Linked DNA regions of Homo sapiens: region 1 is linked to region 2. A link is a loop called in an ENCODE intact Hi-C map of the cell type or tissue named here. Cell type or tissue: K562. All regions are shown on one strand. Links, peaks and the distances in the headings refer to the core of each region. The heading gives the core; the rest is flanking DNA. Region 1 overlaps HSPBP1 (HSPA (Hsp70) binding protein 1). Region 2 holds the start of LOC124904771 (a long non-coding RNA gene).

Region 1 (12,361 bases), core at 1,872-6,871, 54 kb before region 2:
GCACAGACTTCTGCCAGCTGTCTGGCATGCACCTGCTGGTGGGCCGGTACCTGGAGGCGGGGGCTGCGGGACTGCGGTGGCGGGCGGCACAGCTCATCGGCACGTGCAGTCAGAACGTGGCAGCCATCCAGGAGCAGGTGCTGGGCCTGGGTGCCCTGCGTAAGCTGCTGCGGCTGCTGGACCGCGACGCCTGCGACACGGTGCGCGTCAAGGCCCTCTTCGCCATCTCCTGTGAGTGTCCGGGTGGGGCTGGGGACAGGGGTGCTGGCGGTGGGGGGGGGTGCCGGGTGGGCCCCCGGGATCTGCTGGGGCAGAGGGAGAGGCATCTCCTTCCCTCGTTTGTTCCCATGCTTGTTGGACCCCTGCACGGCTGAGTGCTGCGGGCAGAGTGAGTGGCGCACTCGGCCAAACCCCCTGCTAGCCAGGCAGCAGATGTGACCACTTCCCGGGGAGACCACCTGGCCCTCAGCGTGAGCGCTTTGCACACAGCAGTTTTTCAGCTGGGCACTGTTCACACTGGCGCTGGTTCACTCTCTCGGGGGCCGTCCTGTGCACTACAGGACATTGAGCAGCATCTGGTGGGTGGCCTCCAGGCCATGGAGAGACACTATCACCCCACCTGCCAGCGCACAAATGCCCCTAGATGTAGAAAGCCCCTTGGTCAGAACCCCTGCTGTACATGAATTCTTCTTCTTCTTTTTTTTTTCATTTAACCTATATAGAGACAAGACTTGCTTTGCTACCCAGGCTAGTCTTGAACTCCTAGCCTCAAGGGATCCTCCCGCCTTGGCCTCTGAAAGTGTTGAGGTTACAGGTGTGATCCACCATGTCCAGCCACAAATTCTTTTTATCCTAATGGCCTGTGAAGTAGGGACCGTTTGCATCCTCATTTGACAGGGGAAGAAACTGAGGTGTGGGCAGAGGGACACGGCCAGGTTTCTGCAGCTCCATAGGGCAGAGCTGGCCAGGACTCCCCCAAATACTGCCGCCTGGGACACAGGCACCAGGTCGGGCACAGGGACGGGACAAAAACCAACATCTGTGGGGCAGTTTCTCCATGCCAGGTGTTGACTCGCTGAATCCTTATGCACACCTGCTGAAGTTGGGCCCACTGTGTCTCCTCCACACGGGAGGGATCGGGCCAGGGGGTCTGGAGAGGACACACAGAGCCAGGATCCCAGCCTGGTGGAGCTCTTCGTATGTGCTGGATGCCTGCCTGCATGTGCTATACTAGCGCCCCAACTGGACTCTTTCCTTTTATTTTCTCTAACAGCTTTATTGAGATGTAATTCATAGGCCATACAATTCATCCTTTTAAAGTGTATAACTTAGTACTCTTGGCCAGGCGTGGTGGCTCACATCTGGAATCCTAACACTTTGGGAGGCCGAGGCGGGAGAATTGCTCGAGCCCAGGAGTTTGAGACCAGCCTGGGCAACATAGGGAAACCCCTGTCTCTACAAAAATTAAAAAATTAGCTGGACGTGGTGGTGCGTGACTGTACCTCCATCTACTCAGGAGACTGAAGTGGTGGGATTGCCTGAGCCTGGGAAGTTGAGGCTGCAGTGAGCCATGATTGCATCTCCAGCCTGCGTGACAGAGCAAGACCTGTCTGAAAACAAACACAAAAACCAGAAAAACAACGTAGTACTTCTTAGTGTATTCAGTGCTGTGCAGCCATCATCACTCTCTAATTTTAGATGTGATCAGACGCGTTCGGGGTGGTATGGCTATCGGCAGTCACTATCTAATTTTGGAACATTTTCTTCTTTTCTTTCTTTTTTTTTTTTTTGAGACAGAGTCTCGCTCTTGTCACCCAGGCTGGAGCGCAATGGCGCGATCTCGGCTCACTACAACCTCCTCCTCCCAGGTTCAAGCAGTTCTGCCTCAGCCTCTCAAGTAGCTGGGATTACAGGCGCCCGCCACCGCGCCCGGCTAATTTTTGTATTTTTAGTAGAGACGGGGTTTCACCCTGTTGGCCAGGCTGGTCTCAACCTCCTGACCTCAGGTGATCCACCCGCCTCAGCCTCCCAAAGTGTTGGGATTACAGGCGTGAGCCACTGCGCCCGGCCAAAATTTCAGAACATCTTCATCCTCTCCCCCAAGCAGAAATTCTGTACCCGTTAAGCAATCACTCGGCGTCCGTCCTCTCCCGCAGCCCCTGCAACATGAATCTACTTACTGCCTCTAAGGATTTCCCTCTCCGGGACATTTGTACAAACGGAATCCCACACCGTGAGGCCTTTTCTGCCTGGCTCCTTTCATATGCTGCAAGGTCCCCGAGTGGTGGCGGGTGGCAGTGCTGTGTTCCTTCCCGCGGCTGAATGTGTCCTGTTGCGTGGGTCCACCGTGCCCTGCCTCTTCCTCCGCCTGTCTGCTGACAGTCCCTGGTTTCCTTGTATCTCTGGGCTCTCGTGCTCCTGTGGACATAGCTGCGCAGGTGTTTTTATGGACATTTGTTTTCCGTTCTCTTGGGTGTATACCTAGCAGTGGAGTTGCTGGGTCATATCGTAACTCTACATTTAATCTGTTCGAGGTTGGCTTTTTTTTTTTTCTTTTTTTGTTTCTTGAGACGGAGTCTCGCTCTGTGGCCCAGGCTGGAGTGCAGTGGCGCAATCTCGGCTCACTGCAACCTCCACCTCCCAGGTTCAAGGGATTCCCCTGCCTCAGCCTCCCAAGTACCTGGGTTTACAGGCACATGCCACCATGCCCAGCTAATTTTTTTTGTACTTTTAGTACAGAGAGACGGGGTTTCACCCTGTTGGCCAGTCTGGTCTCAAACCCCCGACCTCAGGTGAGCACCTCAGCCTCCCTAAGTGCTGGGATTATAGGCATGAGCCACTGTGCCTGGCCTGAGGTTGGCTATTTTTTAATTCCAGCAGCCTATCTGGTCATTGAAATGGGGGCTGTGAGGGGGGTCCAACACCCTCTTTCTCTCCCTCACCCCCATGTATCCTGAGTCCTGGAATCAGTGTTGTGTTCCTGGCAGATGGTGGCCCCAGCCATGCAGAGGCTGGGAGGAGAACAGGGAGGGTTTGGGTAGGAGGAGATTCCGGAAGAAGGAAGCATTCTGATGAGGCAAGGAAAGGGGCACTTGGAAAGTCACAGCCAAAACTAGGGTGACAGGGACAGACAGACATGGGGCAGCTCGGCCACAAAGGGCAGAGAGAAGGACATGGTGTCCCGAGGGCCAGAGCAGGGTAGAGAGGGGCTGGCAGAGTTTTCTTCTAATAGCTTGCATTAAAAAAGAAGTCTTTAGGTCATCTTGGTGGTTCACACCTGGTCCCACCTACCTGGGAGGCTGAGGAGGGAGGATCATCTGAGCCTGGGAGGCAGAGGCTGCAGTCAGCTGAGATCGTGCCACTGCACTCCAGCCTGGGTGACAGAGTGAGACCCTGTCTAAAAAAAAAAAAAGTCATTACATATTTTTAAAAATCTGTGAGACAGTCACATCGTTCACCAGGTACAAAAGAGTACATAGCAAATGGTCCCTGTCCCCAAACCTGGTCCCCATTCCAGAGAAAACCACTGTTATACCTGTTTCTGCTTCCAGAGATTTTAATAAATCTGTAAGAACAAATGTGGGTGTGTGTGGTGTGTGTGTGATGTGTGTGTGTAGTGGGTGTGTGGCGCGTGTGTAGGGTGTGTATGGTGTGTATGTGGGGTGTTTGGCGTGTCGTGTGTTAGTGTAGCGTGTACATGGGTTGTGTGGTGTGTGGTATATATGTGGAGGTGTGTGTGGTGTGTGTGTTGCATGTGTATGTGTGTGGGATGTGTGTGCTGGGGGGATGTATGTATATGTGTGGGGTATGTGGGGTGCATATGAGGTGTGTATGTGTGGTGCGTATGTGTGGTGTGTGGATGTGCATGGCGTGTGTGGGATGTGTGGATGTGGTGTGTGTATACGGGGTGTGTGGTGTGTGCTTATGTGGAGTGTGTCGTGTGTGGTATGTGTGCACACAGACACACGGATTAATCTCGTTTCCTCAGATGTGCACGGCTGGCACAGGCCATCCTGACTGTGGCGCACCTTGACCTGCCTCTGTCCTTTTTTCTTAAGCAACAGTAGCTTATCTTTCCCCTTCCTGCGGGTGAGGAATGCAGCAGTGGCCCCTGCTGAGGAGGGCGGCTTCTGGCTTTGCGTCTTCATGAGGTTGCATGAGGTTGCATGAGGTTGTGGTCAGCCGTCAGCCGGGCCTCGTTCCCTGAAGGTCTCATTGCACTAAGCCCTGTGCGCTGCACCTCATTGATCCCTCACAATCCCCCTCTGAGGAAGGGGTGCTAGAGATGGGCTTCCACCATGGCTCGCCCCGGGGCTAGCAGAGTTTTGCTGGCAGTTGGCAGGAAGCTCGGGCTGCGTGAGCGGCCTCACCACGTGGTGGTCGGCTTCCCCAGCGAAAGTTGTGCACGATGCAGGGCAAGAGCTCTGGGAGCTTGGATGCCATTCTTTTTTTTGCTCGGGGGTAAAATTCACATGAAAATGTTAAAGTATACCATTCAGTGGCATCTGTCCTTTTTTTTGGTGGCTGCAGGGTATGCCATTGTGTGGCTGTCCAGTACCATTACTGGAGTTCCGTGCTGGGAGCCATTTGCAGGGTACGTCCCCTCAGCTCCTGCTGCCCGAGGCGGTGGTGCCACTGCCCTTCCCAGGACAGGAGGGGATGGACTCGCTCGCCCTCTGTGGAGCCACTCCAAAGTGGTTCCTTGTTACAGTCTACCAGAGTGGCACATTTATTACAATCGATGAACCTACATGGACACCTCATTGTCACCCAGAGTCCATAGTTGACACTGGGGCGCACTCTTGATGCTGTATGTACTATGGGTTTGGACAACTGTATCATGACATGGATCCATACTGTAGTATTCTACAGAGGAATCTCGCTGCCCTACAAATCCTCTGTGCTCCCGCTAGTCATCCCACCCCTGAGCTTTTTACTGTCTCCATAGTTTTGCCTTTTCCAGAATGTCATATGCTTGGAACCATGCAATCTGCAGCCTTTTCCGACTGGCTTCTTTGGCTTAGTAATCTGCTTTTAAGGTTCTTCCATGTCTTTTCTTGGCTTGATAGCTCATTTCTTTTTAGCGCTGAATAAGCGTAACTTTTTTAAGGGAGATGTGTGGGCTGCAGTGATGACTTTGGCTTTCTTTCCAAAAATGACGGCAGCCATACTGTGATCCCTGCCCCCAACTGCTGCACAGAGAAGAGGGTGAATGCGGCGAGGGTGGGTGGAAGGTGGGCGGTGAGCTGGGGGGTTATGGTGATAACCTAGGCAAGAGATCAAGGTTGTGGTAGGGAGCAGTGGTTCTCAAACAGGGACAATCGTGTCCTCCACAGGACATTTAGACAAATGTCTGGAGACATTTTTAGTTGTCGCAGCTGGGAGAGAGGGACTATTGGCATCTACTGGGTAGAGGCCAGGGATGCTGCTCAACATCCTGCAATGCACAGGACGGGCCTCCCAACCCAGAATGATCTGGCCCCAGATACCAACCGTGCCCAGGTGGAGAAACCCTGGCGTAAAGGGGACAGGTCTCTCCTGGGTACATTTTGAAGGTAGAGCTGACAGGCCTTGCTTACAGATTGAATGAGAGGAGTCTTTGTGTTTTCCAGTCCATGCATGCCTGTTCTTTTTTCTTTCTTTAATTAAATAACATCTGGCTGGGCGTGGTGACTCATGCCTATAATCTCAACATTTTGGGAGGCCGAGACAGGTGGATCACTTGAAGCCAGGAGCTCAAGACCAGCCTGGCCAACATGGTGACACCCTGTCTCTACTAAAAATACCAAAAAATTAGCCAGGCATGGTGGGGCATGCCTGTAATCTCGGCTACTCGGTAGGTTGAGGCATAAAAATTGCTTGAACCCGAGAGACGTATGTCGCAGTGAGCCAACTGCCACTGCACTCCAGCCTGGGCGACAGAGCGAGACTCTGTCTCAAAAATGAAATAAAATAAACTAAAATAAATAAATATGTAACCCAATATGTCCAAACTATTATAATTTCAATGTGTAATTAATATGGACTATTAATGAGACACTGTATTTTTTGTCATGCTAAGTCTTCAAAACCTAGTGTGTGCATTTTACAAATGAAGCACATCGCAACATGCTGAGTTTTCAGGGGTAGTGTGGAGTGCGCCAGAGCAACAACGTTGTGTGTGTTTTTCTTTTTTTGGTTTTCTTTTTGTGTGTGTGTGAGATGGAGTTTCGCTCTTTTTGCTCAGGCTGGAGTGTAATGGCGCAATCTCGGCTCACTGCAACCTCCACCTCCCGGGTTCAAATGATTCTCCTGCCTCAGCCTCCCTAGTAGCTGGGATTACAGACGCACGCCACCACGCCCAGCTAATTTTGTATTTTTAGTAGAGACGGGGTTTCACCATGTTGGTCAGGCTGGTCTCGAACTCCTGACCTCAAGTGATCTGCCCACCTCGGCCTCCCAAAGTGCTGGGATTACAGGCATGAGCCACCGCGCCCAGCCAACGTTGTGTTTAATGGAAAATATTTTACACTGCTTCAGTTTTTCACCTTAAGTTTAAATGAATGGAACTTAAATGAAATGAACAACTCTTTTCCTTAGTTGCACTGGCCACATATCAGGTGTTTAGTGGCCACAAGCTACTAGCAGCTTCTGTCCTTCTTGGCCAGCACAGGCCTAGAGCCTACCCAGGAGGGGGCACCTTACTGGAGGTGCACTCCAAAGGTCAGTTCTCATCCTGCTGGGAGTCCTTCCAGAGTTCTCATTGCCCTCTGGATAAAGGTCATGCATGCTGTGTAGCCTGGCTCTTTAGGCCTCAGTTTCCTCATCTGTAAAATAGAATTCTGAAAGCACACACTTCCAGGATAATTGTGAGGATTAAAAGATGTTGCGGACTGGGGACGGTGGCTCACGCCTGTAATCCCAGCACCTTGGGAGGCTGAGGCAGGTGGATTATGAGGTCTGGAGTTCAATACCAGCCTGGCCAACATGGCAAAACCCTGTCTCTACTCAAAATACAAAAATTAGCTGGGTGTAGTGGTGCATACCTGTAATCCCAGCTACTCGGGAGTCTGAGGCAGGAGAATAGCTTGAGCCTGGGAAGCAGAGGTTGCAGTGAGCCAAAATGGTGCCACTGCACTCTAGCCTGGATGATAGAGCAAGACTCTGTCTCAAAAAAAAAAAAAAGAGAGAGATGACACAGCCGGGCGCAATGGCTCATGCCTGTAATCCCAGCACTTTGGGAGGCCCAGGCAGGTGGATCACTTTAGGTCAGGAGCTTGAGACCAACCTGGCCAACATGGTGAAACCCTGTCTCTACTATATATACAAAAATTAGCCGGGTGTGGTGGCAGGTTACTATAATCCCAGCTACTTGGGGGGCTGAGGCTGAAGAATAGTTTGAACCTGCGAGCGGAGGTTACAGTGAGCCAAGATTGCTCCACTGCACACTCCAGCCTGGGCAACAGAACGAGAGTCCATCTCAAAATGAAATAAATAAGTAAATAAATAAAATAAAAAAATTAAAAAAGATGATGCTTCCATCAATGGAGGAATGGATAAAATATGGTATATCCATACAATGGAATGTTATTCAGCCATGAAAAAGAATGAAGTGCTGATACCACTTACGACATGAATGAACCTGGAAAACATCATGCTGAGTGAAAGCAGTCAGACACAAAAGGTCACGTATTTTATGGACACATTTATATTAAATGTCTGGGACAGGTAAATCCATAAAGGAAGAAAGTATATCTGTGGTTGCAGGGGCCAGAGGGAAGGGAAATTGGGAATGACTGCTCATAGGTTTCCTTTGGGGGGTGATGAAAATTTCCTAGAGTTAGTGGTGATGGTTATACAACCCTGTGAATATCTTTAAAAGGCTGAACTGTGTGGATTGTGAATTATATCTCAAAAGCATACTTCAAAAAAAGATAATGCTTGCATATGCAGGCCCATGGCAAGGGATGATAGTGGTTGGTGGTGATGATGGTGACGATGATTGACGATAATTATATTGTTAATGGTAGTGATGATGATGGCGGTGATGGTGATGTGGTGGTGATGGTGATAGTGATGGTGATAGTGATGGTGATGTTGGTGATGTCATGGTGATGATGGTGGTGGTGATGGTGGTGGTGGTGATGGTGATAGTGATGGTGGTGGTGGTGAGGATGGTGGTGATGGTGATGGTGGTGAGGATGAGAATGGTGATGATGATGATTGTGATGGTGGTGAAGATAGTGGTGATGGTGGTGATGATGATGTTGGTGATGGTGGTTGTGATGATGTTGGTGATGGTGCTTGTGATGACAGTGGTGGTGGTGGTGACTGCAAGCTCAGGACCTTTCCCCCTCTCCCAGGTCTGGTCCGAGAGCAGGAGGCTGGGCTGCTGCAGTTCCTCCGCCTGGACGGCTTCTCTGTGTTGATGAGGGCCATGCAGCAGCAGGTGCAGAAGCTCAAGGTCAAATCAGCATTCCTGCTGCAGAACCTGCTGGTGGGCCACCCTGAACACAAAGGTGTGGCAGCCCTTGAGTGAGGGCAGGAGTGGGGAGCAGACGCCCTGGGGTGGGTGCAGGTGTGGGAGAAGGGGAGGAACAGGCATCCCGGGGAGGGCATAGGAGATGGGTGGGGCTGCCCCTCTGACCCCTGCAGCCCTCCCCCCAGGGACCCTGTGCTCCATGGGGATGGTCCAGCAGCTGGTGGCCCTGGTGCGGACAGAGCACAGCCCCTTCCACGAGCACGTGCTTGGAGCCCTGTGCAGGTACTTTGGCTCCTTGAGAGGACGGGGCCTGGGGTGGGGGCCCCGTCCTCTCAAGGTGGGGGTGGCTCAGGAATCAGCCCGTAGGGACTCAGGAGTTGGGACCTTCCCGTAGAGAGGAAGGGTGTGGGGCCAGAAAGGAGCAGGAGTCAGGGAGCCTCAGTTTCCTCACCAGTAGGGCTGGCACAGAGGCCTTGCAGGAGGGAGAGAGGCTTCTGTACACGCCCCCACCAGTGGATTAGTGTCTAATCAGATGATGCTGGAGCTCTCAACAGCACACCAGAGTTGACACGCACCAGGCCCTGTGCTGAGCCCCTCAGCACCCACCCTGGGCCAGGGGCAGCGTGAGGTCCATTCCGCAGATGGGGAAATGGAGGCCCATTGTGGGGCAGCGACTTGCCAGGCTCCTGAGTGAGCCAGGGGACGGGGCGGGCGATAGGGTTGGGTCAGTGAGGCCTCTAGAGGGAGGTCCTAAGGGCCGCTGTCATGTCCCTCACAGCCTGGTGACAGACTTTCCGCAGGGTGTGCGCGAGTGTCGGGAGCCGGAACTGGGCCTGGAGGAGCTCCTCCGCCACCGCTGTCAGCTGCTGCAGCAGCATGAGGAGTACCAGGTACATGGGGAGGGGACGGGGTGCAAGGAGGACCAGGTGCAAGGGGGAGGGGACAAGGGCTCCAGGAGGACTAGGTGTGTGGGGAGGGGATGGGGTTCGAGGAGGATCAGGTGCCAGGGGGAGGGGACAGGGGCTCCAGGAGGACCAGGTACACGGGGAGGTGACGGGGTGCAAGGAGGACTAGGTGTGAGGGGCAGGGGATGGGGTTCGAGGAGGATCGTGTGCCGGGGGAGGGGACAGCGGCTCCAGAAGGACCAGGTGAGTTGGGGAAGGGACAGGGTGTGAGGAGGACCAGGTGTGAGGGGGAGGGGCCTGGGGGGTGAGGAATTCCCCAGGTTAGACCAAGTGTGGTAGTGGGGACCCTAGTAGGGGCAGAGCCAGCCAGTCCTTGCCCTTGGGGGCTCCTGGGTCCGCTGGTTCAGGCTTTCATTCGTGTTCTCGTGCATTTCACTTATCTTCCATTCAGCAGATGTTTATTTCATGCCTAGCATTCGTCCCGTGCTGTGTCAGAGTAGGAGAGACAGCAAGGAGACAGGAGCTTGGAGATTCTTAAAGTGTTGCCCAATCATTGAATTATTATCTAAATTACCCAATACAGTTGTTTTACATTAAGTAAATGTAAATTGAATATAATATCACTCAAATGTCTTAATGATTTAACTATTTCATTAAATTGACAAGAAATAACAAATGGCAAAAAATAACCAATTATTTTGGGTAAATAACAAGTGATAAATAACAAGTCATCAGATATTTAATTAGATAAGGGGCAAATAAATAACTCATTAGATAACTAGATAAGTAACAAATGCTAAATCACAACTAATTAAAATTCAAATAGTTAACTGATTAAGTAATGCATTAATTTGTTGAAGTGAATGAATCAATGCTGGTGCTTCAGCAAAGCCGAGCTTAGCAAACGCACCCACCTCCTTGGGACGTTATATTCTATTAGATTCATTCCTGTGTAGACACTGTCAAGTGTCTGTATGTATTGAAAGTGTACTACATGGCCAGGCATGGTGGCTCACGCCTGTAATCCCAGCACTTTGGGAGGCCGAGGCAGGCAAATCATGAGGTCAGGAGTTCGAGACCAGCCTGGCCAACATGGTAAAACCCCATCTCTACTAAAAATACAAAAAATTAGCTGGGCATAGTGGCAGGTGCTTGTAATCCCAGCTACCCAGGAGGCTGAGGCAGGAGAATCGCTTGAACCGGGGAGGCGGAGGTTGCAGTGAGCCAAGATGCGCCACTGCACTCCAGCCTGGGCGACAGAGTGAGACTCCATCTCAAAAAAAAAAAAAAAAAAAGTGTACTACATGAGAAGTTTTGACTTATGTATACACCCGTGGAAACATTCAAATTAGATTTGTAACAGATTTTACTAATGCTTTGTGAATAGGTTCCGTAGTCACATGGTTGAAAATACAAGACCCGCAGGAGGGTAAACAGTGAAAAGTCTCTCTCCTGCCCCTCCTTCTGGCTACCCAGTTGCTCAGGTGTCCTTCTTAAAATATTAGGTACACACGAGCAAAGGTGCATGTGAATTCTCCTTTTTCTCTATGTTATGCAAAATAAGCCTGCCGTGCTGTGATGGCTGTTCTGCCCCTTGCTTTGTGGGCATTGCATGTCTCGCCTGTGGCTCTTTCATTTTGCAGCTGTACAGTGCGGATGGGCTCTTTTTTGTAGCATGGATATGCAGGTTGTTTCTACACTCTCGCTATGACAAACACTGCTGAAAGAATAACCTTTTGTATATGTTATTACATATGTCTGTAGAACAATTTCTAGAAGGGAAATGGCTGGGGTCAGGTATGTTAAAGGTGAAGGTTAAAGGGTTAAGGGCCGTTTCATTAGCTATCACCAAGCTGCTCTCCATAGAAGTTCAACCATTGACACTCCAGTCATGAGGGTGCCCAACTCCCCAAATCTTGGTCAGGACAAAGTGGCCTCGATGAACCATTTGACCTTTTTTCAAACTGATTGTTGAAAAGTAGTACTCCAGTCCAGTTTACATTTCTCCCATGAGTGAAATTTGGCATCTTTTCTCTTTCTTGTGAACTGTTCGTTCTCATCCTTTGCCCACTTATCTATTTATTGGGTGATGGTTTTTGCGAATGACTTTTTTAAGCTCTTTAAGAGTTAAGTATATTAGCCATTTGTGCTATGAATCACAAATATTTTTCTCCAACCTCGTTTTCTTTTTCTTTTTTTGCCATGGGAGTATTTTTTATATTACGTAGTTTAACCTCTCAGTGCTTTCTTTCATGGTTTCTGGGGTTTGTATCCGCAGAAAGTTTTGAGCAGTGGTCCATATCTGGGAGTTAGAAAGAGCCCAAGAGTGCTGATATGAGGCAGACCAATGGAGTGAGACGAGTCTGGGGGACCCCGGGTTCTAGTTCAAGTAGTTCAGACACCAGTGTGAAGACAGTGAATCATGGATCTGAGCAGTGATTAAAAAAGCCTAACCTCTGGTGGGGGGGAGTGGGTGGTGGCCAGGAGAGAAGAGGAGTCACCTCTGGGTGCCAAGAATGCTGGAGGCAGGGTCCGGCCTCTGCACTCAGGCCCCTTGCTCCCTGCCCCTGCCCAATCCAGGAGGAGCTGGAGTTCTGTGAAAAGCTGCTACAGACCTGTTTCTCCAGCCCAGCGGACGACAGCATGGATCGGTGAAACCAGGTGGCTTCTTGCCCCCTTCTCCGTGGGAACCCCAGGCCTCTTGCCTCCCTCCCCACCTACAAGGCCCTCTCCCAAGGGATCGCAGGGCCTAGGTGCCTGGACCCAGGGTGTGCCAGCCCGTCTCTGTGCAGTCCCTGGAAGGGGCGCTGAGAAAGGCACCAGCTCCTTGGACCCCACCTCCCATGCTCTCACTCTCATCCCCGTTCTCTTGTCCACACAGCTCTTCCAATAAAGGTGTTTCTCTTCCTCCTTCTCCTCCTTCACTGCCGCCTTTGTCATCTCCTTTGGAGGGTGCATGGGGGACGGGAGGAGGGGCACGGGTTTAAGGGACTTG
Region 2 (12,361 bases), core at 4,223-9,222:
CACACGCAAAAAGTTACATGAAGTGGGCTTGTTTCTCACAGATGGGCAGCAAGGGACAGCAGAATCCCAGGGTCCGTTGTAAGCTGGTCCCCCAAGGCTTAGGAAAGTGGCCTAGGGAGGATAGGGTCACAACTGTGTGTGCCTCACTTGTATGGCAGCTGAGGGACCCCAAAAAGTACCCAGCCCTGGGTTTTCTACTCTGGGGGAAACCTGAGTCACCGGGCTCAAGCATTGAAGGGCATCCTGTTTCTAGGGCAGGCAGGAATGGAGCCCAGGCCGCCTGGCCAGTCCCTCCATATCTCCGGATGTTGCATTCCCAGCACATTCTACTGTTACTCTTGAGAACTACAAGTAAGAGACAACTGGGTCTGTTTAAGGCCACTCAGATAACCTTCCTGCAGGAACCCTGACCCCCTTCCCTTCCTTTCCTTACCCGGCCAGGTCATGGATCTGAGGATACAGGCTCAGACCCTGAGTTCTGTTACACTAAGGTGTATATCCCCCCGGGGCCCAGACCCCCACACCTACACCTACTGGGTCCAGTGGGCAGGGACCACGGCCCCCAGTGGGACCAGAAGTGTGGCAGAGATGGGGTTGTGGTGGAGGCCCTGGAATCTGGGGCTTCATAAACCTTCATTGTGTGGGCTGAAAGGCGAGGTGGCTCATGCCTGAAATCCCTGCACTTTGGGAGGCTGAGGCGGGTGGATCACCTGAGGTCAGGAGCTCGAGACCAGCCTGGCCAATACGATGAAACCCTGTCTCTACCAAAAATACAAGAAAATTACCTGGGCGTGGTGGTGCATGCCTGTAATCCTAGCTACTCAGGAGGCTGAGGCAGGAGAATCACTTGAACCCGGGAGGTGGAGGTTGCAGTGAGTCAGGATCGCACCACTGTGCTCCAGCCTGGGCGACGAGCAAAATTCCATCTCAAAAAATAAATAGTCGGTCACGGTGGCTCACGCCTGTAATCCCAGCACTTTGGGAGGCCAAGGCAGGCAGATCATGAGGTCAGGAGTTCAAAACCAGCCTGGACAACATGGTGAAACCCTGTCTCTACTAAAAATACAAAAATCAGGCATGGTGGCACATGACTGTAATCCCAGCTACTCGGGAGCCTGAGGCAGGAGAATCGCTTGAATTCGGGAAGTGGAGGTTGCAGTGAGCCTAGATCGTGCCATTGCACTCTAGCCTGGGTGACAGAGTGAGACTCTGTCTCAAAATAAATAGCCTGGTGTGGTGGCTCACGCCTGTAATCCCAGCACTTTGGGAGGCCGAGGCAAGCAGATCACCTGAGGTTGGGAGTTCGAGACCAGCCTGACCAACAACATGGAGAAACCCCGTCTCTACTAAAAATACAAAACTAGCCGGGTGTGGTGGTGCATGCCTGTAGAATTGCTTGAACCCAGGAGCCGGAGGTTGTGGTGAGCTGAGATCGCACCATTGCACTCCAGCCTGGGCAACAAGAGCGAAACTCCATCTCAAAAATAAAATTAAAAAAAAATAAATTTTCTGCATCTTAGCAGGTTCTCCTGTCTCCCCTCCAGTTTGTACCTCCCTTCCCCAAGAGTGACCAGTCTCCTGATCTTTATCATCGTAAATTAGTGTAGTCTGTCCTTGAAACTTCTCTAAGTGGAATTATACAGTATGTAGTTATTTGATTCTGGCTTTCTTCACTCAACATTGTGGATGAAATGTGGATCCATGCTGGGTGTTTTTATTTTTATTGCTGTGTACTATTTATCGCATGAATGTATTACAACTTATTGTTTCATCCCTCCCTTCATGAACATTTTATGTTTCTAGTTTTGGGATACTATGAATGAAGCTACCATGAACATTTCTGTCCATGTCTTTTGGAGCACACAGGAAGTTTTTTCCCTCAGATGTCTGCCTAGCAGTGGAATCGCTGAGTGATGGTATACGTACCTTAGGCTTTCGTAGTTACTGACAAACCATTTCTCAAAGCAGCTTACCAGTTTACCATCCTGCCAGCAATGTGAGGAAGCTTCATTTGCCCCATATTCTTGCAGATAGTTGGTTGTTCGTCTTTTCCATTTTAGTTCTTCTGCTGCAGTGTTCTGGTGCTTCCTTGTGGTTTAATTTCCATAATGACTAATGAAGTTGAACACATTCCCATTTGTGTGTATGTGTGTGTGTTTGTGGCCATTTGGATATTCTTGGTAAAGTGTCTCTTCAAGTCCATTGCCCATTAAATGGGTCTTCTGCCTTCCTTAATTTGTAGAAAGTCTTTGAAAATATAAAGGGTACAGCTCTTTTGTCAGATGTTTGTGTCACCAAGTGTCATCATGGCCTAGTTTTAACTCAGGGCTCTGCTAAATCACATGGGATCACAGGTGTAGAAGGGTTTGCTTTCCGAGAGGACTGCAGAGATTTCCCCCACTCCCCTGCTCCAGCCTTCCCTTCTCTCATAGAAACAAATGTAGGGAATCTCTCTTTTCTCCTGCAGAGTCCAGGGTTGCTAGAGGACTGAGAAGGGCTGTGCCATGTTTTCTCCTCAGCGCCGAGAGAGACTGGGTTTTCCCTGAAAATGACAAACTTGTCAGGTGTGCCCCCAACAAACGCGTATTCAGCACCGAGGACAGCAATCCCAGGAGCTGCCAGAGCCTACAGGCCCAGAAATGGCTGCAAATGGGCGGAGCCATGCTGTCTGTCCACCTCTCCCTGTGTGATCTGGGGTCGAGCCTTCCTTGCTTTCTGCTGTGGTTTCACCCCTCAGCTTAGACTTTAACAATAGCAGAAGATGATCAGTAAATACGTAAAATGGAGACATGATCAAGGAGGGGAGAGGTGGGGACACGTGTGTGTGAGTTCTGGAAAGACTTTAGGACAGCTTCATCCCTCACCTGGATGCCCTGATGAGCATGGTAGGGAGGAGCCCCACGGTCTGCCTTCCTCACTATCCTACACTTCCTTATTCCAGGACACTGGCAAAAATGATGTGGCCCAGCATGCCCCCCAGAGCTGGCCTCTGTTGGATGCTTCCTGCCTGTGAGATGACAAAGAGCTGTGTGGTTCCTGGTCTTTCTCCCTCCTTGCTTCTGACCATGAACACAGAAAGGTCGCTAGCACCCTTGGATCTTGGAAGAGGGAAAGACAGGAACTCCACAGTCCTTTCCCCTGAGCTACCAAAGCATTCTTCCCCTGCCTCAAGTCAGCATCATTTGGGGAATGGAGCTGAGAAAATTTATTCTGGGTGTGGAAGAAGGAATCTACCAAACCCAATGCTCCCTGGGTTCTGAGCAGTGGGGGTGGGGTTGGGATTGTGCCATAGTTTTGAATCAATACTTTGAAAGCACTTTGGGGCCGGGTGCGGTGGCTCATGCCTGTAATCCCAGCACTTCAGGAGGCTGAGGTGGGCAGATAACAAGGTCAGGAGATCGAGACCATCCTGGCTAACACGGTGAAACCCCGTCTCTACTAAAAATACAAAAAATTAGCCAGGCATGGTGGCGGCTACTCGGGAGGCTGAGACAGGAGAATGGTGTGAACCCGGGAGGCAGAGCTTGCAGTGAGCCGAGATCACGCCACTGCACTCCAGCCTGGGCGACAGAGTGAGACTCTGTCTCAAAAAAAAAAAAAAAGAGAAAAAAGAAAAAAGAAAGCACTTTGGGAGGCCAAGACAGGTGGATCACTTGAGGTCAGGAGTTCCAGACCAGCCTGGCCCATATGGCGAAACCCCATCTCTACTGAAAATACAAAAATTAGCTGGGCATGGTGGTGGGCGCCAGTAATCCCAGCTACTCAGGAGGGTGAGGCAGGATAATCGCTTGAATCCGGGAGGTGGAGGTTGCAGTGAGCCAAGATCGTGCCATTGCACTGCAGCCTGGGTGACAGAGTGGGACTTTGTCTAAAACAAAACAAAAAACACTAACAGATGAATCTACCTGGGGAAGTATGTCTTTTTCAGGGGGCATAAAGCTCATCCCTGCTATTATGAACTGAATTTCATCCTCCTTCAAAAATTTGTAAGTTGGCGTCCCAACCTCCAGTACCTCAGAATGTGATTGTATTTGGAGACAGGGTCTTTGAAGAGGTGATTAAGATAAAATGAGGTCACTTTGAGATGCTGAGGCAGATGGATTGCTTGAGCCCAGGAGTTTGAAATCTTCCTGGGCAGCACGGTGAGAACCCCATCTCCCCAGATTTTTTTTTAATTAGCCAAGCTGGGCATGGTGGCTCACGGCTGTAATCCCAGCACTTTGAGACGCAGAGGCAGGTGGATCACTTGAGGTCAGGAGTTCAAGACCAGCCTGGCCAACATGGTGAAACCCTGTCTCTACTTAAAAATAAAAAAATTAGGCCAGGCATGGTGGCTCACGCCTGTAATCCCAGCACTTTGAGAGGCCGAGGCGGGTGGATCACCTGAGGTCAGGAGTTCAAGACCAGCCTGGCCAACATGGTGAAACCCCATCTCAACTAAAAATACAAAAAAATTAGGTGGGTGTGGTGGCAGGCACCTGTAATCCCAGCTACTCAGGAGGCTGAGGCAGGAGAATCTCTTGAATACGGGAGGCAGAGGTTGCAGTGAGCTGAGATCATGCCATTGCACTCCAGCCTGGGCGACGAGCAAAACTCTGTCTCAAAAAAAAAAAAAAAATAGCCGGGTATGGTGGTGGGCACCTGTAATCCCACCTACTCAGGAGGCTGAGGCAGGAGAATCGCTTGAACCTGGTAGGCAGAGGTTGCAGTGAGCCGAGATCGCGGGACTGCACTCCAGCCTTGGCAACAGAGCAAGACTCGGTCTAAAATAAATAAATAAATATATATATACATTATATATATATACACATTATATATATATACATTATATATATATACACATTATATATATATACATTATATATATACACATTATATATATATACATTATATATATACACATTATATATATATACATTATATATATACACATTATATATATATACATTATATATACACACATATATATACATTATATATATATACACATATATATACATTTTATATATATATACATTATATATATATATATATATATATATATATATATATATATATATATATATATATGTAAGCCAGGCATGGTGATGTGCCACTGTAGTCCCAGCTACTCAGGAGGCTGAGGTGGGAGGATCACTTGAGCCCAGGATGTAGAGGCTGCAGTGAGCTGTGTTCGTACCACTGCACTCCAGCCTGGGAGACAGAGTGAGATGCTGTCTCAAAAAAAAAAAAAAAAAAGTCACACTAAGGTGGGCCATAATCCAACCTGACTGGTGTCCTTATCAGAAGAGGAGGTTAGGACACAGACACATGGAGGACAAGGGAGAACACGGCCATTTGCAAGCCAAGGAGAAAGAGGCCTCAGGAGGAACCAACCCTGCCCACATTTTCATCTTGGACCTCCAGCCTCCAGAACGGTGGGAAAACAAATCTCTGCTGTTTGGGTCACCTAGTCTATGCTCTTTGTTGTAGTAGCCCTAGCAAACGAATATACCAGTTTTTATGGAAAACCACACAGCGCCCAGATTCCTGGGTTCCGAACAATGGGGGATGGAATTTTCTCATAGTTTTTGTTTTGTTTTGTTTTGTTTTTGTTTTTTCTTTTTTTGAGACGGAGTCTCGCTCTGTCGCCCAGGCTGGAGTGCAGTGGCACGATCTTGACTCACCGCAGCCTCCACCTCCGGGTTCAAGCTATTCTCCTGCCTCAGCCTCCCGAGTAGCTGGGATTACAGGAGCCTGCCACCACGCCTGGCTAATTTTTGTCTTTTTAGTAGAGACGGGATTTTCAGAACCATATTGGCCGCACTGGTCTCGAATTCCTGACCTAAAGTGATCCACCCGCCTCGGCCTCCCAAAGTGCTGGGATTACAGGCGTGAGCCACCGCGCCCCGCCCGAAGTTATTTACTCAAGACTCAAAAAAGTTATCGATGATCCCATCTGGAGGAAATATGTTTTTTCCATGGGACGCTAAGGACATCCCGCCTTCCCCATCCCCCGCAGTCACTTTTCTGTTTATTACATCAGCCTGTGTTCCCACCACGAGTGCTGCTCTGGGGTGCAGGGCGCTTTGGCCCTGGGTTGGTAAGATTCGCTAAAGACGGTGGCGTGTTCTCTCCCGAGTCTGCTTTGTGGGGTTGGTGGGGCTTTTCCATCGGGAGCCGCACCAGCCACCCTGGCACCGCACTTCCAGAACCGCGTCAGCACCAAGGACAGCGCCAGGGAGCCTTGGCTGCAGGGACGGAGCCCCAGATGTGGCTGAGAAGGGGAAGAGGAAGGACCGTCGTGCCCTGGAGCCTGCGACCGCCACGCCCTTGTTCCAGCCTCAGCCTTCAACCCCCTACACAGACGCCCAGTGAGCACTACGTGCCGCACGCAGGACTGAGGGGTGGAGAGTGGGAGGCCATGGGTGTCAACGTAGGGTCCCTGGAGGTATTGATTCAGAGGGCAGTAGCCCCCGGGCAGGTCCTGGCTGGCCCCACCCAGGACCTCAGTCGCTGACCTCAGGACACGGTCCAGGCTCTTTCTATTCACGTCTGTGCGTGGCATCCTCCACGATACAAGCGAAAATCACCATTCCCCGCCTGCCTGGCGTTGGCAGCCAACCCCCAGGAGGCTCCCGGCCCTGGCTTCTCATTTCTCACCTCAGTGCGAGCATGGATCTAGGAGAACCCCAGCTCTCTTACAAGTTGATGAGTCAGGCCCCTGTCACTTCCTGGATCTTTCAATCCTGGCTGCCCGCAAGGCCAGGAAGAGCGAAAACAAGGGCTGGATTCAGCGGAAACACGGCAACACAGGACACAGCCACAGCGTGAGGAGCGAGCAAGCTGGAAAACCTGGATGGGGGTCTGGACTGGTTCACCTGCAATGAGATCAATGATCTAATCGCGGCAGGCGTGGTGGCTCATGCTTGTAATCCCAGCAGTTTGGGAGGCTGACGCGGGTGGATCACATGAAGTCAGGAGTTCGAGAACAGCGTAGTCAACATGGCAAAACCTCGTCTCTACTAAAAATACAAAAATTAGCCAGGCGTGGTGGCCAAGGCAGGAGAATCGCTTGAACCCAGGAGGCAGAGGTTGCAGTGAGCCGAGACGGTGCCACTGCACTCCAGCCTGGGTGACAGAATGAGATTCCATTTAAAAGAAAAAAAAAAATCTAATCCTGGATGAGAGTCCAGGGAAAGTGAGAGTGGAGAAAGCTTACATGAAAACGCAGACCAGATCCCTGAGTGTGGACCTGGAAAACGTGACACACGTCATCAGATTCAGATGAAGGGATATTGCCTGAAGTTTCATCAGCCTTCGGTGTGGAGTTGGCCTGATGTCCCCCAAGATGAATAGACTTGTCTCTACCCAAAGAAGCTTCTTCCACTCTGATAAAAGAAAGGAAAAATAGGCAAAGCCACAGACAATGTGATGAGTATTATAATAAGAGATTTGTTTAGTTTGGCTCCAAACATAGGAGGGAGTGGCCAACTGTATCTGGGGTCAACCAGAAGTAGAAAGAGAAGTAGGCCCTGGCTGGTGGAGAAATATTTTACCAGGCAGAGGGAACAGTGTGTGCAAAGGCCCTGAGGTTTGAATCCACCTGGAGTGCTAAGAAAAACATGCACGGACATCTGTGTAGCTGGAGTAAAGATAGGAGAAGAGGCTGGTGAGGTGGGCAGAGAGCAAATCTGAAAGAACTCCAATCTCAAGGTAAAGACATCATTCATTCATTCATTCCTTCATTCATTCAACAAATCACTGAGAAATTAATAAACACCTGTAAGTGTCCATTCCAGTGAGGATAAATTGCTATCCAGGAGTGAGGGGGAACAGCGTGATGTCTTATGGGTTGATAAGATGACCGAGGTCCCAGACAGTCTAAAGGGAATCACACTGACCTTCTGTCACTGTTGGAGTAAAGAACACTCTTCATTCAGGCTAACTTCTATAGGCAAAACGCCTTTTCCAGTTCATTAGCTGAATATCAGGTGCCAGGGGCTGTGCTGATTTGCTGAAGGAGACCTTACCCTGAGAAGACCAGCCACTTCCGAGGGTATCACCATTTTTTTTTTTTTTTTTTTGAGACGGAGTCTCGCTCTGTCTCCGAGGCTGGAGTGCAATGGCGCCATCTCTGCTCACTGCAAGCTCTGCCTCCCGGGTTCACGCCATTCTCCTGCCTCAGCCTCCCAAGTACCTGGGACTACAGGTGCCCACCACCACGCCCGGCTAATTTTTTGTATTTTTAGTAGAGACGGGGTTTCACCGTGGTCTTGATCTCCTGACCTCGTGATCCGCCCTCCTTGGCCTCCCAAAGTGCTGGGATCACAGCCGTGAGCCACTGAGCCCGGCCAGTATCACCATTTCTTACTTCTGTCTTCCAAGATCCATAAGCTCCTGCATAGATTAATCATGTGAATCAAAGGATAATGTTTAGGAATCACCCTCCCATATCCCACCCCTGTGTTTTCCAAGGCTTGATGCTGGCGCTGATCTCTGTGATTCCCTGGGTTGACTGTTTGGGAAGGATGATACTATGGTTTGGATCTGTGTCCCCACCAAATCTCATGTTGAAATGGAATCCCCAGTGTTGGAGGCCGGACTTGGTGGGAGGTGTTAGGATCTTGGGGATGGACCCCTCATGAATGGTTTAGTACCATCCCCATGGTGATGAGTGAGCTCACAAGAGATCTGGGTATTTTACAGTACGTGGCAAGGCCGGGCGCGGTGGCTCACACCTGTAATCTCAGCACTTTGGGAGGCCGAGGTGCATTGGATCGCCTGAGGTCAGGAGTTTGAGACCAGCCCGGACAACATGGCAAAACCCTATCTCTACTAAAAATACAAAAACTAGCTGGGAGTTGAACCCAGGAGGTGAAGGTTGCAGTGAGCCAAAATGGTGTCACTGCACTCCAGCCTGGGTGACAGAGGGAAACTCCATCTCAAAAATTTAATAATAATAAAATAAAAAAATAGAAGTGTGTGGCACCTCCCGTCCTCTCTCTCTTGCTCCTGCTTTCGACATGTTATGTGCCTGCTCCCTCTTCACCTTCCGCCATGAGTGGAAAAGCTCCCTGAGGCCTTCCCAGAAGCTGAGCAGATGCCAGCACCACGCTTCCTGTACAACCTGCAGAGCCGCGAGCCAATTAAAACTCTTTTCTTTATAAATTACCCAGTCTCAGGTATTTCTTTATAGCAATGAAAGACTGGCCCAATATAGATGGGGGAATTTCTAGGGGCTTCCATTTCTTCTTCCCACCATCAAAGCTTTCACACTACAGATCAGGGAAGCCAAAGCATTGTGTCTGCCATTTTATGAGAATGTCGATTTCAACTTCACTCTCAAGGCCTGAGGAAGGAGCCACACAGGGTCTTTAGAGTCCCGTTGACCCACTGTGTGATGGTCTTTAGGTGAACCCTCCGTTCGTTACCTGACAGCCCCAAGCACACCAGTCAGACCATGATTCACGGTGACCTGTGTGTGCCTCCAAATTAGGATTGATTCAGAGTCAGAGTCCAGTAGCCTTTTCTCTTTCTCTAATCCCCAGCGACCATGGATATTGGCCTTTAGGAGAAACTGGGAGGAAGGTTTACAGTATGTACTTTGACTAGTATCGGTGAGTCCTCCCTGAGGGAAAAGCATCCGCTACATGGAAGGGGTTCCAAGACTGAGAACTGGCTCAGGACTGGTAACAGGTGTGAGGCTTTAGGGGTGGACGTCGCTGGTGCTTCACCCAGATCTCCTTTGCAGGCACTGAGCACTCATTCTTAAGCAGTGTTGGCTGCTTGCAGATGCCACATTCTCAAGAGACTTGGTCTTGGCTGGGCGCAGTGGCTCACACCTGTAATCCCAGTACTTTGGGATGCCAAGGCAGGCGGATCACACGAGGTCAGGAGTTCGAGACCAGCCTGGCCAACATGGTGAAACCCCGTCTCTACTAAAAGTACAAAAATTGACCAGGCACAGTGGCTCACGCCTGTAATCCCAGCACTTTGGGAGGCCAAGGCAGGCGGATCACGACGTCACGAGATCGAGACCATCCTGGCTAACATGGTGAAACACCATCTCTACCAAAAAATATAAAAAATTAGCTGGGCATGTTGGCGGGCACCTGTAGTCCCAGCTACTTCGGAGGCTGAGGCGGGAGAATGGCGTGAACCCGGGAGGCAGAGCTTACAGTGAGCTGAGATCGAGCCACTGCACTCCAGCCTGGGCAACAGAGCCAGACTCTGTCTCAAACAAACAAACAAACAACAACAACAACAACAAAAAGTAGCTGGGTGTGATGGCAGGCGCCTGTAATCCCAGCTACTCGGGAGGCTGAGGCAGGAGAATCCTTTAACCCGGGAGGTGGAGGTTGCAGTGAGGCAAGATGGTGCCACTGCACTTCAGCCTGGGTGACAGAGTGAGAGCGAGATTTCATCTGAAAACAAAACAAAACAAAAAAAACAAAAAACTTGCTCTTGACCTGAGAGGAACGTGTTTTACTAGGAAAGTCATGAAACTCTCACCCCTGGAGAAGCCCATAGACAAAGATTAGAGGTTAAAAGTTCAGATCCTGTCTCTGTGATGGGATCCCTCTGAAGTGATAGCCTCACTTGGCTCCTTCCTCTGCCCCATACTGCTTTCATCACTCTCTGTCTTCTGAAAGCAAACCCTCAAACAGTTCATGAGCATCTGAATCCCTGCCTCAGGCTCTGCTTCTGGGAAACCTGAGCCCAGGCCCTCTGCTGCCCCACTGTGGTGACTCTGGTTCCTGCTCACCAGACCTAGAGATGGTATCATTACATACACCAAGCAACGCTCTCTTGGTGCTTCTCATCACACAGGTAAGAGGAATTGAAAAGAACTCAGGTGATGAGGGTCGTGCTAATGGGACTCTCATTAGTGGCTCCGTGGAAATTTCTGTTCTTAAGGGGAAAAGAGGAGCACGGCCGAGTCTCTCCTGAGGTTGCTGCTAAGATGTTGGCTGGGGCTGCATTCATCTGAAGGAGGGACTGGAGTTGGAGGGCCCGAGTCCGAGGTCCTACAGGTTTTGTTTTTGGTTTGCCTTCCCCATACACAGGCAGCTGCTCCAGGAGGACTTTGGAAGCTGGGGAATGTGGGTCATTTTGTGGAGTGGTTGATTTTTTTATTGTTTCTTTTTGTTTTTTGAGATGGAGTATCCCTCTGTCACCCAGGCTAGAGTGCAGTGGTGCGATCTCGGCTCACTGCAGTGTCCCCTCCTGGGTTCAAGCGATTCTCCTGCCTCAGCCTCCTGAGTAGCTGTGATTACAGGCATGCACCACCATGCCCGGCTAATTTTTGTATTTTTAGTACAGATGGCCACCATGTTGGCCAGGCTGGTCTTGAACTCCTGACCTCCTGCCTGAGGTCATCCACCTGCCTCGGGCTCCCATAGTGCTGGGATTACAGGCGTGAGCCACCATGCCCGGCCGAGGAGTTGGGTTTTGAAGAGAAAGCAAGTAGGGTGTGGTAGGACGGTGGGTGTGGAGTCAATGTAAGTGATGCATTTTTTTATAGACAGGGAGGGTGAGCATGTTTATAAGTTGGGGATCTAGATGGGAGGGAAGAGAGATAGAGGGAAGAGACAGTGAGGAGGAGGAGGAGGACCAGGAGAGAGAGAGAGACATCAAAAAGTATAGGGGAGACAGCTGGGTGTGGTGGCTCATGCCTATAATCCTAGAACTTTGGGAGGCCAAGGTAGGAGGATCACTTGAGTCTAGGAGTTCGAGACCAGCCTGGGCAACAAAGCAAGACCCTGTCTCAATAAAAAAAAAATTTTTTTTAAGATATAGACGAGAAACAGAGAAAGGTTAAAACAGAAACCCAAGCAAGTGATTGGCATGAATTACATCCGGTGCCCACTGAAAGGAAACTTCTCGCAACCAAACCTTTGTGTATACAGATGGGGAAACTGAGGCTCTCAGAGACAGAGAAACTGACTTCTCAAAGTGGTGGTGTGAGAACTTATTTATTTATTTGTTAATTTTGAGACAGAGTCTCCCTCTGTCACCCCAGCTGGAGTGCAGTGGTGCAATCACAGCTCACTGCAGCCTCCACCTCTTGGGCTCAACTGATCTTCCCTCTTCAGCCTCCTGAGTAGCTGGGACCACAGGTGTGCACCACCATGCCTGGCTAATTTACTTCTACTTTTTATAGAGACGGGATCTCCCTATGTTGCCCAGGCTGGTCTTGAACTCCTGGGCTCAAGGAATCCTCTCGTCTCAGCCTCCCAAAGTGCTGGGATTATAGGCGTGAGTAACCATGCTCAGCTGTTTTGTTTGCTTTTTTTTTTTTTTTTTTTTTCTTTGAGAAAGAGTCTTGCTCTGTCACCCAGGCTGGAGTGCAGTGGCGCTATCTTGACTCACTGCAAGC

What was found. Peaks named below come from ENCODE experiments on the same cell type or tissue, not always from the same donor. Only the 100,000 strongest peaks of a DNase experiment are listed, where the experiment ranks them.
Region 1: a loop joins it to region 2, with 3 times the contacts of the local background. A loop is called at or near these places in 3 of 110 quality-filtered maps.

Annotation. Positions count from the first base shown.
Region 1 is chr19:55,262,268-55,274,628 of GRCh38, reverse strand. It overlaps HSPBP1 (HSPA (Hsp70) binding protein 1), which reads left to right. Exons shown (of 8, transcript NM_012267.5): 4 at 7-231; 5 at 8,343-8,498; 6 at 8,647-8,743; 7 at 9,240-9,351; 8 at 11,947-12,361. The coding sequence ends at 12,021. Among named protein-coding and RNA genes, the nearest start is that of PPP6R1, 9.4 kb to the right of the region's middle. RefSeq lists an enhancer at 3,717-4,216. In K562, for the core only: no CTCF peak of the experiment used is centred there; a DNase peak (open chromatin) is centred at 4,118.
Region 2 is chr19:55,210,991-55,223,351 of GRCh38, reverse strand. LOC124904771 (a long non-coding RNA gene) reads right to left here and starts at 7,763. Exons shown (of 2, transcript XR_007067346.1): 1 at 6,643-7,763; 2 at 5,927-6,256. RefSeq lists a silencer at 5,217-5,403. In K562, for the core only: no CTCF peak of the experiment used is centred there; DNase peaks (open chromatin) are centred at 6,211, 6,751 and 7,253; H3K4me3 peaks cover 1,425 bases.